Linked DNA regions of Homo sapiens: region 2 is linked to region 1. The links are chromatin contacts, found by POLR2A ChIA-PET in ENCODE. All regions are on one chromosome and are shown on one strand. Each heading gives the region's core, a stretch centred on a gene start or an enhancer-like site at or near the end of the contact. The rest is flanking DNA. Distances are from core to core; before and after follow the strand shown.

The links. ChIA-PET counts read pairs that join two places held with the same protein, here RNA polymerase II (POLR2A).
Region 2: POLR2A ChIA-PET joins it to region 1 with 15 read pairs in BJ. The contact joins two enhancer-like sites. POLR2A ChIA-PET finds 5 or more read pairs at or near these places in 2 of 52 experiments (BJ and OCI-LY7).

Annotation. Positions count from the first base shown.
Region 1 is chr13:32,047,610-32,053,160 of GRCh38, reverse strand. The region is part of intron 1 of FRY (FRY microtubule binding protein); the gene reads right to left. Among named protein-coding and RNA genes, the nearest start is that of FRY, 19 kb to the right of the region's middle. RefSeq lists a silencer at 5,171-5,250. Within about 2 kb of position 4,065, at least 3 of the 41 ENCODE cell types and tissues checked have a DNase peak (open chromatin) inside an H3K27ac peak, as active enhancers do.
Region 2 is chr13:32,822,319-32,827,599 of GRCh38, reverse strand. All of the region lies in intron 4 of LINC00423 (long intergenic non-protein coding RNA 423), which reads left to right. Among named protein-coding and RNA genes, the nearest start is that of LINC00423, 87 kb to the left of the region's middle. Within about 2 kb of position 2,784, at least 3 of the 41 ENCODE cell types and tissues checked have a DNase peak (open chromatin) inside an H3K27ac peak, as active enhancers do.

The DNA.
Region 1 (5,551 bases), core at 2,816-5,315:
CCTTGAAATGTGGTCAGTGTTACTAAGGAACTTAATTTTTTTTTTTTTGAGATGGAGTCTCGCTCTGTTTTCCAGGCTGGAGTGCAGTGGTGCGATCTCAGCTCATTGCGACCTCCGCCTCCCGGGTTCAAGCGATTCTCCTGCCTCAGCCTCCCGAGTAGATAGGACTCCACGCCCACACCACCACACTGGCTAATTTTTGTACGTTTAGTAGAGACGGGGTTTCACCATGTTGGCCAGGCTGGTCTTGAACTCCTGACCTCAGGTGATCTGCCTGCCTCGGCCTCCCAAAGCACTGGGATTACAGGCATTAGCCATCGTGCCCAGCCAGAAACTTAATTTTTATTTTTATTGTAATTAATTTAAATTCAAACTTAAAAACTGACACTTTGTTCAGTTATTGGAAATGTTTTAAGTATGTTTGGACAAATCTGCATATATGAAAGTACTTTTTCAACTGTAAATTTTATTAAATACAAATACAGATCAAGTGTTTTGGATAAATTTGGTATTCAAATTTAAATATGTTGATGGTGTAAAACACACACTGAGTTCTGAATTCCTCAAAAAAAGAAGGTAAAATATTTTATTAATAGTTATGCTGATTACATGTTGAAATAACATTTTAGATATATTGAATTAGATAAAATAAATTATGAAAATTTCAATGCTTTTAAGCTCTTTTTAATGTCGCTATTACAAAACTTAGAATTACATGCATGCCTGGTATTGCGTTGGGCACACTGCTTTAGACCAATTAACGCTTTTTATAAAACTTAGACACACAGGGAATAATTTTGCAGATAAACATGGAAAACTATTCAGAAAAAGCTAGTGTTGTGTCTTTATGGATTAGTAAATGCATGTAGTCATATATATTCACAAATAAGTTATTAGAAATACTGGTTTATTGTTTCAATAACATTTATTGATCACTTCAAAAAGTATCAGGCCAGGTGAGACTGGGAGGTGGTCACCTTTATGTCCACTCTATAGAAGAGAACACTGAAGTAATTTGTCAAAGACAGCACACTCAATAAATGCCAGGAAAAAGGACTAGAATATAGCTTTTCCATCTCTGGAGTTTGTACTCTTCCTGCTATACCAGATTGCCTCCTAGAAGTTGAGCAGCAAAAGATCATAAAAGAGATTTCTGATATTAAATACTTCTATATGGCACCCAAATCTATTACAAAACCAAAAATATAAAACTGACTAGGGAAAAAATTTTTAAACATCTTAATCTTCCTCTAGCTCTAACCATATCATCCATGTTATGATTGATCACACATTGTCTTGTGCTAGCTCCTATACTGACATCTTCATTCTTTCTGAATATCACAGGGATTTCCACCTTGCCTACTTCTTTGTAGAAAGCACCTCATACTTCGCAAATTATCATCGCTTCTGCTGCAGTGTTTTGTACACAGTGGGTCCTCAATGAATATTGGTTGATTTGTTGAAATCTTTAATTTTTTAAAACCACATCCATGTGAGAAGAAAAGCTGGTAAAATTGAATTGAAAAATTGTGATTTCCTGATACAAACTTGCATTAACAAAACCACTATTTTGACATAGAGTACTCCTATAGCAGAATCATTTCATCTTGTAAATAGAGTATACTCGTCTCACAGAGTTAGCATCCATCTGAAAACTCAGGAGTAATTCGGGTGCTGGGGAAAACAAGCTCAATATTTAAGCAGAAAGCTAAACTGGCAAATGTCTGTAGGGTTTTTTGTTGGGCTTCTTTTTCATTCCGGTAGGTAGCTCTTTAATTCCCTTCCATCTGCTCTTGCCAGTCATCTCACCACTCCCTTCCTCTGCTTCTTCCTCTCCCAACTACACACTTTTTGCTTGACATGTCTTTTCCCTCAATCCTGCCAACCCATCCTCTCCTTCAAAGACCTTGTAAAAGTCCCACTTATACCACAAAACCTCCCTTAACCAAATAAAAGGGAAACGGTCATTTTCCTCACCCAACTACATCCTGGGATAAAATAATTTTGAGCTCCCAAATCAGAAGGAAACGGAAATAATTAAGTATGTATCTACATGAATGGAGTTTTATGGCTGTATAACCACTCAGATTAAGTTATTACCTCTATTCTCAACCATATTGGTATAGATTTGTTTCCCTGAATAATCCTCATTGTTGCTTTTCAGAGTCTGTTGACATGTTATGTTGTAAGGGTCTTCCTAAAATGCGTATGTGGTGGATATAATTAAAACTTAATTTTAGGTCTCTTTATTTTGCAATATTTATTCAGAGAACTGAGAGTGCACAAGATAGTACAGGTGTAAGGTTTACAACCTGTTGTTTCATTATGAAGAGTTAGGTGCACCTCTGTCTTACTTTCTTATGTGATGACTGATGTGATGCCATCATGTAATAATTGTCACCAGAGTACTCTGTGGCATTCTGAAGTAGTCAGTGTCATGCCCTGTCAGCCCATAATGTTAACATGACTGCTAAAACTTCCTCACATAAGGGTGGGGAGGAGGCACTGGGAGAATCTGATTCAACTAGCCTAATGGGATGGAGTTTGAAGTGGCATAAGAACAGCAAAATATGCTTTCAAAAATTCCCCTAAGATTAGGAGACATTTTCTCCTAGAAGGGTTTATTATGCAACTATACATGGCCCAGGAAAGCACACTGCTATCCCTGAAGGATAGAAAGAAAGGTGAAACAACTGCTAATGCCTGTGTGTCACTGCAGGACCAAGCCATATATAATTCTGAATATAATAAAAGCACCTGACAGAGATCATCTTGAACTTGTTTCTTAAGAGGTGTTATCTTTGGGAGCTTTCATGATGCCTTTGTTTTCTATGAAAATTACACTATATTTTTCCGAGAGATTGTCATATGTAAAAAGTGCTTAGACAACTTAGATGAATTGATACTCTAAAACTATACCGAAGTAATCCAACAAGCTATGCAGTATCCATTAGGTATTTGTTTGACATTTAAATGGTTTAAGGTCATGTGGCCATCTAAAATGTGTGTTTCCTTGAAAAACAAAACCAAAGAAAATCTCCGCCAATCTATGACCTGGGAATAACTATAAAATGAATGTATAGGGGCTTTACATAGCAGCTATACAACACCACTGTGTTAATTTGGAATATTAAATCAATTGAGTATCGTCAAGAGAGAACCCCGCCATCACCTTTTAACCTCAACGCAAATATTCTATTTAAAGAGCATATTGTCTAGCTGAGTATAATTTTAAAACACTGTTCATCAAATAATTGCTTCTGCCTATTTTTTTTAAAGCAGCTTGCTTGAGCTACATAATCATGCATGTTTTTTATCATACATTAAAATGAAACACAGGCTGGACCCAGGGAAGATACCAAACTCTGACAATTCTACCCCAGACAACTGGCTTGAATCTGTTCCCTTCTATCTAACTCCTCTGCTACTACTTTATTTTGAGTCCTTGTTGTCTCTTTCCTGGGTCATTCTCGCAGTGATTGTCCCTACCTCCATTCTCAGTGCAGAGTCCCTGAATTTGCTGGGATGTGATCATGCTGTTCCCTGCTTAAAAACCTATGGGGTTGGGTGTGGTGGCGAGCGCCTGTAGTCCCAGCTACTTGGGAGGCTGAGGCAGGAGAATGGCGTGAACCCGGGAGGCGGAGCTTGCAGTGAGCTGAGATCGTGCCACTGCACTCCAGCCGACAGAGCAAGACTCCGTCCCAAAAAACAAACAAACAAAAAAACCTATGGGGTTGCCCACTGTTTTCAGAATAAGACCAGACCTTTCGGCAGATCCTTCCATGCTCCCTGTCATCTGACCCAACTTGCCTTTGTATACACAATCTGTCACTCCTTCAGGGAACTTGGGATCCAGTTGTCATTCCCTCAGGCACCTCCCCAACTCCCTGCAATTGCTCAGGTTCTTCCCTCTGCCTTTCCCCCTCTTCTCTGTAACAGTCTTCATGTTCAAATGTCACAGTCTCCATGGAACTATCCCTCAGCCTCTTCCCTCCCTCTTAAAATGATGAATCACTTCCTTCTCTAAATGATTATTTAGGTCAGTGTCCCCAGGTCCCAGCACAATGCCTGGCATGGGCAGAGCACCTATTTCTGTTCTCTTGCAACTTCCTTACACCTTCCCTTTCATCAAAGTAGGCTGTCTTTGATTGTGAAGCCCAGAGAAGGCAGGAGCTGGGCCTGCTGAATCACTGTGTACTCTATGTACCACAGTACCCTACACATGTAAGCATTTAATAATTGGTAAGAAGGGAAAGGGAGGACTGTTTATTGACTCTCAGGCACTTCCTGAAGCTTATTCAGGCATGTCCAATTGGGGCAGCTATTTGAGTACATGCACCTTAATCAAGAAGATAAAATCTTTATATTCAGATTTTTTTTTTCTAGTAAGGCCATCAGTGTCTCCAAATAAATATAAAACAGCAGCATTCCCCACGTGGAAAAAGACCTTGTGAGTAAAGAATTAAATTAGCTCAGCAGACTTCATTGAGCATGGTTTCCTTCCAATTTGGCAAAAGTGCCTAGAAGGTATAAAAGTAAGTTAAATCCTTGTAACATTAATGACATTTAGGTAAATGTAGGAAAAAGTTAGTATTTTTACAGATAGCAATCCTTGACAGTGCTGAATGATTTAAAAATAAACAAACAATTTCTCTCTGAAATGTTTCCTCAAGTTGGCTGATCATTATACAAATAAAACATCATTTCACTCTACACTTTTCTTTTCATGGACATATCTGCCCAGAGTTCTGTGAACACAATGGTACAATTTAGCTTGTTGAACTCACTCAAACAAAACAACAGGTGAGGGTTACAGAGGAAAGAGACTTCAGAGCTAAGATTAGATGCTGAGTTCCTGCTTGGAATAAAAGATAGAAAGATCCCAAAAGACAAAACACTGTTACTGCTTGCTGGGTGCTCATCCACTGAGGGGCGACATGCTAGCAAAGTTTAGGCACAGACCTCCCACACCCACTCAAGAGATTTTATTCACTCATTCAATATTTAACAGATTATTCACAGAGCCAATGTGCCCTAAGATGTGCTAGAGGGTAGAAAAATGAAAAGACGGTTGATTCTTAGCCACAGAGGGACCCAGACAGGTAAAGCAGTTACAGAATGCCACTGTTGCTACAATGGAAGTATGTAGAAAGGGTAGGGGAAGGGGAAGTGGAAGTGGGTCAGTTAGAGTGAAACTCATACACACAGGATAAGAGTTTGGTCCAAATCCAAAAAGCTCACGCTTCAGGTTTAATTCACATAAATGCTCACAGAAAATGCTGTAACTGGGCCGGGTGTGGTGCCTCACACCTGTAATCCCAGTACTTTCGGAGGCCGAAGCAGGCAGATCACCTGAGGTCAGGAGCTCGAGACCAGCCTGGCTAACATGGTGAAATCCTGTTTCTACTAAAAATACAAAAAAACTAGCCAGGAGTGGTGGTGCGTGCCTATAATCCCAGCTACTTGGGAGGCTGAGGCAGGAGAATCACTTGAACCCAGGAGGTGGAGGTTGCAGTGAGGCGAGATCATGCTGTTGCACTCCAGCCTGGGC
Region 2 (5,281 bases), core at 1,535-4,034, 780 kb before region 1:
TTTTCTCTTTTACGGAACCGTAGGCAAAAGATTCTTATTTTTGCAAGATGCTGCCCAGCAGGTTGCACGGGGAACCGAATTAACATTTTTCATCCCAGCCGAGGCAAAATACACGTAACAAACCAGACACTAGTCACCTCGTTCAGCACCCAATATCTGGCAAGGCTCAAACCGTCTCCTGTTGGTCCCTGTTGTCTTTAATCCACTCACAGTGGGGAGAGATAACCTCCCACCACAGACTCAATGGGCATCTTTAGGCAAGATAGAAGAGCAGTCACCCTGAGTTAGGCCTGCTGGACGTTCGTTCATCAGCAATTCCTTCAGGGTTCCCCTCCGCACATATAAACACACACACACACACACACACACACACACACACAGAGTAAAACGAACAGAAGGCCTTCAAGACACAAATTCCAGAACCAGTTTCAAACCAAGAGTATTCCTCCAAACAAGTCCCCTATTCTCTGTCCAATAAGACACCCTGTAACAGGGCTACAGCTATGGACACCTATAACGGGGCTACAAATAGACAGCTCATGATGGGGCTGCAGACAGATACCCCAAGAGGCTACCAAGAGACAACAGCACCTCCAGAGAGGCCAACATCTGGAGAAGAAAGGGGCTGTGGGCAGCGCCTACAATACTCAACAAATCAGACACCCCCCCATGGGGCTACAGAGAGACACCCTGCAATGGGGCTACAGACAGACACACCCTGTGATAGGGCCAGTTATGGGATGTTTCCCCAGGACTATTTCTCCACTGCAATTAAATCCATATACGTTGGGTCGGCAGTGCCCCATGGATGGAGATGGTAGCAGAGTCAGCCCCCAGTTCAAGAGAACTAGGCAGCCACTTGGGCTGGCCTCTGGATCTATTGCCAGAGAGGGGCTACCAAACCATGGTCAGGTAACCACAAGGGCAATCCCGGGAAAGCCCCCAAATTTGTAACCACCCAGTGGGTTCACCTTGCCCGCTGCCTAGACAGAGCTAATTTATCATGACGGGGGAATTTCAGTGAAGAAACAGTAATTCACACAGAGCCGGCTGTGTGGGAGACCAGGGTTTTATTATTACTCAAATCAGTCTCCCTGAGCATTTGGGGACCAGAGTTTTTTTTGTTTTGTTTTGTTTTTTGTTTTCTTGAGACAAAGTCTCCCTCTGTCGCCCAGGCTGGAGGGCAGTGGCACAATCTCAGCTCACTGCAACCTCCATCTCCCAGGTTCAAGCAAGTCTTGTGTCTCAGCCTTCTGAGTAGCTGGGACTACAGGCATGCGCCACCACACCTGGCTAACTTTTGTGTTTTTAGCAGAGACGGGGTTTCTCCATATTGGCCAGGCTGGTCTCGAACTCCTGACCTCATATGATCCACCCACCTCGGCCTCCCAAAGTGCTGAGATCACAGGTGTGAGCCACCAGGCCCGGTGTAGGGTTTTTAAAAATAATTTGGCGGGTCAGGGTCGAAGTGAGGTTTTCTTACTGTCTTCTGTTCCTAGGTGGGGTTGCAGAACTAGTTGAGCCAAATTACCAGTCTCCATGGTGTCAGCTAATCCATCAAGTGCAGGGTCTGCAAAATACTCAAGCACTGATCTTAGGTTTTACAATAATGATGTTATCTCCAGGAGCAAGGTGGGGAGATTCAGACTCCCGGAACCAGAGGTTGCACGACTCCTAAACTGTAATTTCTAATATTGTAGCTAAATTGTTAGTCCTGCAAAGGCAAACTTGTCCCCAGGCAGGAAAGAGGTCTTTTCAAGAAAGGGCTATTATCAATTTTGTTTCAGAACAAAAACAGTTAAGGAATCCATAAACTGAATTCCTTCCCAAAGTTAGTTCAGCCTACGCCCAGGAATGAACAAGGACAGCTTAAAAGTTAGAAGAAAGATGGAGTCAGTTAGGTCTGATCTCTTGCACTGTCATAATTTCCTCAGTTATAATTTTGCAAAGGCGATTTCAGTCATCCCTCAATATCTGAGGGGGATTGGTTCCAAGACCCCCAGAGATACCAAAACCTGTAGATGCTCAAGTCCCTGATATAAAATGGTATAATATTTGCATATAACCTAAGCACATCCTCCCATACACTTTAAATCATCTCTAGATTACTTATAATACCTAAATGCTATGTAGTTACTATACAGCATTGCTTTTTATTTGTATTATTTGTATATATTTTCTCCAAATATTTTTGATTCGAGTTAGTTAAATCCCCAGATGCAGAAACTGTAGATCTGGAAGGCTGATGGTACTCATCTCCAAACTCATCAGATTGTATACATTAAATATGTACAGGTTTTTATATCTCAATCATAACTCAAAAAGTGGTTTTTTTTAAAAAAAAAAAAAAGAAAGGTTTTGCATAAAATTGACACAGATATTCCATCTGAATTGGAGTTGAGTTTTGCCCAACATTCCTTACCACATTGTCCATGAAAAATCAACTGTTTGAGAATATAAATGTAATATTTGCTTCCAAATACCAAGAAAGATAAGGATAAGAATTTATTAAGAAAGATAAATAATTTGATCATTAGTTTTTTAAAGGCCTCTAAATGCCATGAGGAAGCACAAGCAAATCCCTGTAAGATTTTAGGGCAGGAAGGGATGATTTCAGGATGAGATCATCAGGGGAGACTCCAGGTGGTGATGAGCCTTTGAGCTGGGCCCTGAAGAAGAGGACGGATTTCCATAGGCAGAGACGAAGCTGTAATAGAAAGCGTCAGAGGCAGAGAAAAACCAGAGCAAAGATCGCCCGGGAAGAAAGTGCATTCCAGGGACACAAGTCATCACAAAACATCCTTCGGGACAGAGTTTGTATGAAGCAGTAGCATATGACAAGGCTCGAAAGGGAGACAGTTTTGCAAAGCCCATAGAGTTGTCATATTTCATCAAACCTAGGGCACCATAGATTATAAAGCATACCATTATGTTATGTCCCAAGGCTGCCAATTAAACTATGACAAGCATTGACTGTAAGAGGCATCCCCACTTCGAATTGCTCAAATGTACCCAAACGTGTCTTAGAATTGACAAAATTCAGGAAGTGAAGAGACTGGAGCAGTGAAGTGGGGACAAGAAGGCATAAAAGATATTTTAATAAAGCAAGCTTGGTTGGCTTAGGATAAGGAGAATTTGCTCTTATACCACAGCCATGAGCAAGGCAAACGTCTGTGGGAAATGGGACCCTAAAATTTCAGCATCCCACTCACAGTCTGTTAGCACCATGGAGAATGGCACCACTGCCCTGGGGCTGTGCAGCTTGACCCTGCCTTCTCCATCCTGCCCCAACTGTAGCAAACGTTTCACAAGCGCCTCTGCCGGGGAAGGAGAGGGCGAAAGCTCAGAAGCACAGTCTGCTGTCTTCTCCCCGGGGCGACAGTCCACGTCTCGAGAGCGCGCCGGCTCCCAGGGCTCTGCTCCCCTGTCTCACTGTGCACGGCATATGAAAACTGAAGAGGACAACGGGCTGTTTCTCAATCATGCATTTCCTAAGAGAACCAAAGGGAATTTCTTCTATTTTCGTTCTTATAATTTAAAAAAAGGACCTTAGAGTTCTGGCTTTGTAGCCCAGAGAAACCTATGGATTTAATCATCAAGAATTATCAGTAGACAGAAAGGGGTAGTTGTGGACCTTAAGGTTTGACCAGAAAACACCCCGTCTGAGCCCCCACTACCCCACTCACCCCCCAACACACACATATACACTCATACACACACATACACACACACATATACACGTGCACACACATAGACACACACACGCACACACACATATACACACACACATATACACGCACACACTTACCCACTCACACACATACAGGCACATGCATACACACACAAGTACACACATACACATATTACATGCATATGCACATATAAACACATACGTATCACATATATACACAAATACATACACATATACACATGCATGTTACATATACACACACATATACATACACACACAGTGAGACACTTGCAGGTGAAAAGCAGGTATTCTTTTTGGTTCTGAGATGTTAGGTGTCAGGAGATTTTCAGTAATAATCTGGAAATGGGTGATTTTCAATTTACTTTATGCAAGTTTTCTCCTGGCTATGCATTTGTCTACAGTGACATTAGAAGCAGCAAACCAAGGACTTACATGCATATTTCATTAGTAGATAATTACATTCCTTATAATTGGTTTCTAAATCAGACCATTTCACACAATTATGGTGTTTCCTTTGCCTATTCAGTCAATCAAAAAGATAGTAAGAAAGTTCTTTGTTATCAAAATGGCATACTCTTAACCTCTATTATGGACTGCAGGAGATAAACAAAAATAAAAATACAACAATTTTGCATACATAGAATACTCCTTGTTAAAATGCATCCTAGATACAAAAGAACGAAGGAGAACACTACAAAGATGTTTCTAAATATATCCAGAGTAACAAAATGCCAAGAGGGGAATTTGATAGTAGGGGCAGATTTTTTAAAAAAATCAATAATGAAGTCATGCTGTTTAAATGCCAAAATCATTTTTCACCCAAATGAAAAAAGAAAATTGGGCCATAATGACAGCCGCAAAATAGCTCCTAACAAAGGAGCTACAGGAGCCTGTACTTGGAAAAATCTAAGTGTATTTATTCCTGCATTGATTCCACAAACATTTCCTGAGCACTGTGCTAGGTGCCGAGGACAAAGCAGTGAGTAAAACAGTCTCAGCACCACTGGAGCTTCCTGCTCACCCCAAGCTCACACACAGGCACACACTCACACACTCATACATTCATACACACACACACACGACTTCATGAGCCAGCACACTGGTGGCGTGTGGAGAAGTTCTCAGCAAGGTGGTGTAAGGCAGCAGTGAAAAAGCATAATTTGTGTAAATCCCACCTTTACTAAGTAACCTTGGGTGACTAGCTAACTCTTTGTGCCTCAGTTTTATCGTCCGTAAAATGGAGATAATTCAAATACACCTACTCACACAGTGTTGCAAGGATTCCACAAATTAATACACGTAAGCACCTAAAACAGTGCTTGGTGTAACATAATCAGCACTATAAGTGTTAGCTCTTACAATATTATCCTTTCCAGCTTCTTCTCAGCTCTCCTCCAGGGTGTAAAAATGCTGGCCTGGAGCTTCCTAGGGACCCGCTGGCCATTTTTAACTCTCTCCAGTCCTCTGGGCCCACCCGCAATGACTCCTGGGTGAAAACTCTAAAGCCCCGGCCTTGGTCAATGGCAGGTGCTCAATCCATGTTATTCTCACCCGCTTTCTACTTCTTCC